Regions from separate parts of the Homo sapiens genome. Here region 2 is linked to region 1. Evidence: chromatin loops called from intact Hi-C (ENCODE). Cell type or tissue: Caco-2. All regions are shown on one strand. Links, peaks and the distances in the headings refer to the core of each region. The heading gives the core; the rest is flanking DNA. Region 1 has its middle 20 kb from the start of GSTP1. Region 2 has its middle 2.6 kb from the start of CDK2AP2.

Region 1 (2,912 bases), core at 315-2,814:
GGGGTTGGAGTCAAAACTCTACTGAGAGGTGGGAGTTTCATCTGTTATTCTCTAGAGACTCTGCTGATCACATATTCATAATTTTCAGTTTTCTCCGAGGTTAAGATTTTGTTTGTCTTACTCATTAGAATTTGCAACCTTTTTTCTCATTTCAAATTTTGATCAGGGAGAAAATAGTTTCTCTCCGAAAAGAGAAAGTGAAATCTTTGTGGCTTCAGTGTCAAATCTGTAATCTTTCAAACTGGCCAGGTTCTGAGGCTCGGTTCAATGGTCTAAAACTGAGTGTTCCTCCTGAAGGCAAGATCCACATGAAAACATAGGCTGGATTTGTGTTTAACACTGTGGCGCGCCTCTTCATGCAAATATTTAGAAAACTGGTCATGCATAACTTGTGATGACCCAGCTTATAATGGCCAAAATGGAGGACTTTGAAATGCCTACATGAGTTCATCTGCATGCACAACTGGAAAAAGCTGGTTTTAGGAGCAGACAAATGGGGCCGGGCGTGGTGGCTCACGCCTGTAATCCCAGCACTTTGGGAGGCAGAGGCGGGCGGATCACTTAAGGTCAGGAGTTTGAGGCCAGCCTGGCCAACATGGCAAAACCCCATCTCTACTAAAAATACAAAAATTAGCCGGGCGTGGTGGCAGTCGCCTGTAATCCCAGCTACTTAGGAAGCTGAGGCAGGAGAATTGCTTGAACCCGCGAGGCAGAGGTTGCAGTGAGCCAAGATCACACCACTGTACTCCAGCACGAGACTCTGTCTCCAAAAAAAAGAACTAAACAAATGGAATGAGCGACTTACTTCCAATAGCACCTAGAAGCTTCTAAAAGACATTCTGAGAGAAAAAATTGCCTCCATTCAAGAGGTAAACAAAAGGATATTTGAAACTAGTTCTAAATTAAGAAAGACTTCGGAGGCTTTTTCTCTTTCTCCTCCAGCTGCCCCTTCGTCCTCTCCCCTGCGATCTGAACTCACCTCTCTCTGCTAGTTCCCTCGGCTCCCATACATCTCTCAGGCAGAGATTTTTGGAATTCCACAATACACACATTTCCTTCTCTCCAAAGGGGGGAATGTGTCTAAATTTGGAACAAAGGAAACAAATGGAACCACTTCACAATGAGAATGACTTACTAACATTATAAAATACAGATCCAACATTTTTTTTTCTCTAAACAAGGATGAATGAATGACACTGATGATTTATTGACCCAATATCGGACAATACCCTTTAAAAGCCCTGCTGGACTTCACAGTCCCTTGGAGATGTAAATCTTACCAGGTATTTGAAATGTTAACTTCCAGGGAATTGGCTAAGCCATGTTCTAGTTGAGATCAGATCTGAAACAAGTTAAAATCCTTTACATGTTCAAACTGCCTGCTTTGCTTCTGCTGCAGGCCTCACAAAGCAATGGGATCTGGTGGCTATGATTCCGGGCATTCACAGCGGCAGCCCGGGTTGGACTCCTGGTCAGGGAACCAGTCTTGTTTGTTTTAAATTATTGGAGTGACTCTTCACCTTTTGGGTAGCCATTTGTTATTGGTCCTCGTCCTTCCCATGGGCAGCTTCCGATTTCCTGTTTTTTCCCATCTGTGGGGCATATGGGGATTTTGAGCCTTTATGCATAGGTGGTCGGCTGAGAAGGTGACATCCTGGAATATGGCTGGACAGAAATGTGGGTCACGCTCCATTTGCAGCTTGTGATGTCAGAGGCATTTGAACCAGAGCAATTCCATCTTGAATGACCTACTGGGCTGCATTCCCAGACGGTTACGGAATTCTGAGTCACAGGATGAGATAGGAGGTTGGCACAAGATACAGGTCATAAAGACCTTGCTGATAAAACAGTTTGCAGTAAAGAAGCCGGCCAAACCCCACCAAAACGAAGATGGCGGCGAGAGTGACCTCTGGTCGTCCTCACTGCTACACTCCCATCAGCACCGTGACAGTTTATAAATGCCATGGCAACGTCAGGAAGTTACCCCATATGGTCTAAAAAGAGGAGGCATGAATAATCCACCCCTTGTTTAGCATATCATCAAGAAATAACCATAAAAATGGGCAACTAGCAGCTCTCGGGGCTGCTCTGTCTATGGAGTAGCCATTCTTTTATTCCTTTACTTTTTTAACAAATTTGCTTTCACTTTACTCTATGGACTCACCCTGAATTATTTCCTGCGTGAGATCCAAGAACCCTCTCCTGGGTCTCGATCGGGACCCCTTTCCAGTAACAGTGAGACTTTTCCTTCTTTGAGCTGTCTTTAGGGTGGTTCTGGATCTCGTGAGGATCACTTTGCACTTCTTTGGAGATGTCTTGTGTGTTCTTGGCTAAGTCATAACCTTGGTTAAGGGTTACTGGTTTTGGTGAGTCACTTGAAAAGGAACTTTTTTTTTTTAAGGTGAATTAAATGTTCATAAATGATAGGCCTTCAGGTAAAGTAGCCTTTCTTCTTTTTCAGAGCTATCCATGCTGAGTCCAGGCATGGAGAATGCTTTCTTTGCTTCAGGGTGAAGCTCTTTAATAAGCTTCACCCTGAAGTCAGTTATGTGATCAAGAAACAAGCTAAGACCGGGCACGGTGGCTCATGCCTGTGATCCCAGCATTTTGGGAGGCCAAGGCAGATGGATCATCTGAGGTCAGGAGTTCGAAACCAGCCTGGCCAACATGGTGAAACCCCGTCTCTACTAAAAATACAAAAATTATCCAGGCATGATGGTGGGTGCCTGTAATCCCAGATACTTGGGAGGCTGAGGCAGGAGAATCACTTGAACCTGGGATGTGGAGGTTGCGGTGAGGCAAGATCATGCCATTGCACTCCAGCCTGGGCAATAAGAGCAAACCTCCATCTCAAAACAACAACAACAACAACAAAAAAAAACAATTAGCCAGGCACGGTGGTGCACGCCTGT
Region 2 (2,912 bases), core at 114-2,613, 53 kb before region 1:
TCCCAGCTTTGTAGATCTTCATCTCTAGGACAGTCATTCATTCATTCATTCATTCATTCATCCAACAAGCATGTTCTGGCTGAGCGCGGTGGCTCACGCCTGTAATCCCAGCACTTTGGGAGGCCGAGGCGGGCGGATCACGAGGTCAGGAGTTCGAGACTAGCCTGGCCAACATGGTGAAACCCCCATCTCTACTAAAAATACAAAAATTAGCGGTGTGGTGGCGGGCGCCTGTAATCCCAGCTACTTGGGAGGCTGAGGCAGGAGAATCGTTTGAACAGAGGTTGCAGTGAGCCGAGATCGTGCCATTGCACTCCAGCCTGAGCGACAGGGCAAGACTCGGTCTCAAACCCCCCCCCCAAAAAAAACACACAAAAACCATGTTCTGACTCCCTCCTCCGTCCCATGCCTTGTGCTGAACGCTGAGGTTACAGAAATGAACAGGCCATGGCCTCTGTACTCAAGGAGGCCTTATACTCTGAGACAGGGAAGCAACGTCTTCTTTACATTGCAGTAAGTCAATGGCCACAAGGGATAACGGGACAGGATGCATTGGAACTTAGAGGAAGGGCCTGCCGGGTGGCATCACAGAAATCTCTACAGACTAGGTGGCATTTGAGTAGGTGGGGGTGGAAGCGGAGACCGAGGGGACACTCCAGGTAGAGGGACTGTCATGTGCAAAATCTTGGGAAATGGGAGAGCACAACATGTGTTTGAGAACCAGCCTTTTTTTTTTTTCCTTTTTTTTTTCTGCTGGAGAGTTCACTGGGAAGTGGAGGTGGAGCCGTGGAAATAACCACAGGGTCAGGAAGGGGACCTTAGGTGACGTGGATGTAAGGAAGCTGAGTTGACCACGGAGTCCAGTGCTTCCCTAACTCCAGCCATTAGGAAAACTCCATCAGTTTTGCCATCTATTTAACATTTCCTTGTAATTAATTCACTTTTACAAAATCTTAAATAGAAAGGAAAAGGCATAATGTCCATTTAATCATGTGCTCAGTATTTATAGTTTTCTAATACATATTCAGACTCAACTACTGTTAAAAAGAAAAGGTGTTGATCAGGTCACCCAAGGTCTTCTGCTCCTACTGGTGGCACTGAGGGTGCGCTTCAGAGAAATCTACTGTGGATAGTAGGTGAAGAGGAGCCACTGAGGGTTATACCTCCTTTGGAAACCACCAAGCCCCAACTCCTTCTGTTACAGGAAAGGGGTCTGGATCCATATCCCACCAGAGGGTTCTTGGATCTTGCACAAGAAATAATTTAGGGTGAGTCCACAGAGTAAAGTGAAAGCAAGTTTATTAAGAAAGTAAAGGAATAAAAGAATGGCTACGGACAGAGCAGCCCCAAGGGCTACTGGTTGCTCATTTTTCTGGTTATTTCTTGATGATATGCTAATCAAGGGGTGGATTATTCATGCCTCCCCTTTTTAGACCATATAGGGTAACTGCCTGACATTGCCATGGCATCAGTTTACAGATGGGAGTGTAGCAGTGAGGACGACCAGAGGTCACTCTCATCACCATCTTGGTTTTGGTGGGTTTTAGCTGGCCTCTTTACTGTAACCTGTTTTATCAGCACGGTATTTATGACCTGTGTCTTGTGCTGACCTTCGATCTCATCCTGTGACTTAGAATGCCTTAACCATCTGGGAATGCAGCCCAGTAGGTCTCAGCCTCATTTTACCCAGCTCCTATTCAAGATGGAGTTGCTCTGGTTCAAACACCTCTGACACTTCCACACCTTAGACCTTCCTACTTTCTCCACTGCCCATTCTATTAGTTACTGCAGCCTTGACCTCCTGGGCTCAAACAATCCTCTTGCCTCAGCCTCTCAAAGTGCTGGGATTACAGGCAATAGCCACTGGCCTAATTCCACAAACAAAATAAAATACCATAGACTGGGTGGCTTAAACAACTAAAATTTATTTTCTCATGGTTCTGGAGGCTGCAAGTTTGAGATCAGGATGCTAGCACGGTTGGTTTCTGGTGAGGGCTCCCTTCCTGGCTTGTAAATAGCCACCTTCTGGCCACGTCTTCATATGTGCTCCTTGGTGCAGAGAGAAAGAACAAGCTTTCTGGTGTCTCTTCTTATAAGTACGTTAATCCTGGAAGCTGGGCAGGGAGGTGCAAGGCTGTAATCTCAGCTACTTGGGAGCTCACATGGAAGACTTGATTGAGCCCAGAAGTTTGAGTCCAGCCTGGGCAACACAGTGAGACCCGACATCTAAAAAACAAAAGAAGGGCCAGGCTCGGTGGCTCACTCCTGTAATCCCAGCACACTGGGAAGCTGAGGCGGGAGTATTGCTTCAGCCCAGGAGTTCAAGACCAGCCTGGGCAACATAGTGAGACCCTGTCTCTACAAAAAGTAGCCTGGCATGGTGGCATGTGCCTTTAGTCCCAGCTACTTGGGAGGCTGAGGTGGGAGGATTGCTTGAGCCCAGGAGGTTGAGGCTGCAGTGAGCCGTGATCATGCAACTGCACTCCAGCCTGGGCAACAGAGCAAGACCCTGTCTTAAAAAAATAAAAAAGTAAAAAAACAAAAAAGGACACTAGTCCTATCAAATCAGAGCCCTACCCTTATGGCCTCATTTAACCTTAATTACTTCCTTAGCGGTCCATCTCCAAACACAGCCACACTGGGAGTTAGGCTTCAGCATATGAATTTTGGAGAGACACAAACATTTAGTCCATAACACCCATGTTTGGGGGAAGGGGTTTGCTTGGGAGGTGCCTGAGGGGTTGAACCTTGAATTCATTCATTTATATTTATTTATTTATTTTTGAGACAGGGTCTTACCCTGTCACCCAGGCTTGAGCGCAGTGGTGCAAACATGGCTCACTGCAGTCTTGACCTCCTGGGCTCAAGCAATCCTCCTACCTCAGCCTCCCAAAGTGCTGGGATTACAGGCA

The links. Hi-C counts contacts between places; a loop is a spot of excess contacts. Peaks named below come from ENCODE experiments on the same cell type or tissue, not always from the same donor. Only the 100,000 strongest peaks of a DNase experiment are listed, where the experiment ranks them.
Region 2: a loop joins it to region 1, with 9 times the contacts of the local background. A loop is called at or near these places in 11 of 110 quality-filtered maps.

What each region holds. Positions count from the first base shown.
Region 1 is chr11:67,562,085-67,564,996 of GRCh38, forward strand. No RefSeq gene overlaps it. Among named protein-coding and RNA genes, the nearest start is that of GSTP1, 20 kb to the right of the region's middle. RefSeq lists an enhancer at 900-2,099. In Caco-2, for the core only: no CTCF peak of the experiment used is centred there; DNase peaks (open chromatin) are centred at 454 and 1,787.
Region 2 is chr11:67,509,333-67,512,244 of GRCh38, forward strand. No RefSeq gene overlaps it. Among named protein-coding and RNA genes, the nearest start is that of CDK2AP2, 2.6 kb to the left of the region's middle. In Caco-2, for the core only: no CTCF peak of the experiment used is centred there; a DNase peak (open chromatin) is centred at 1,549.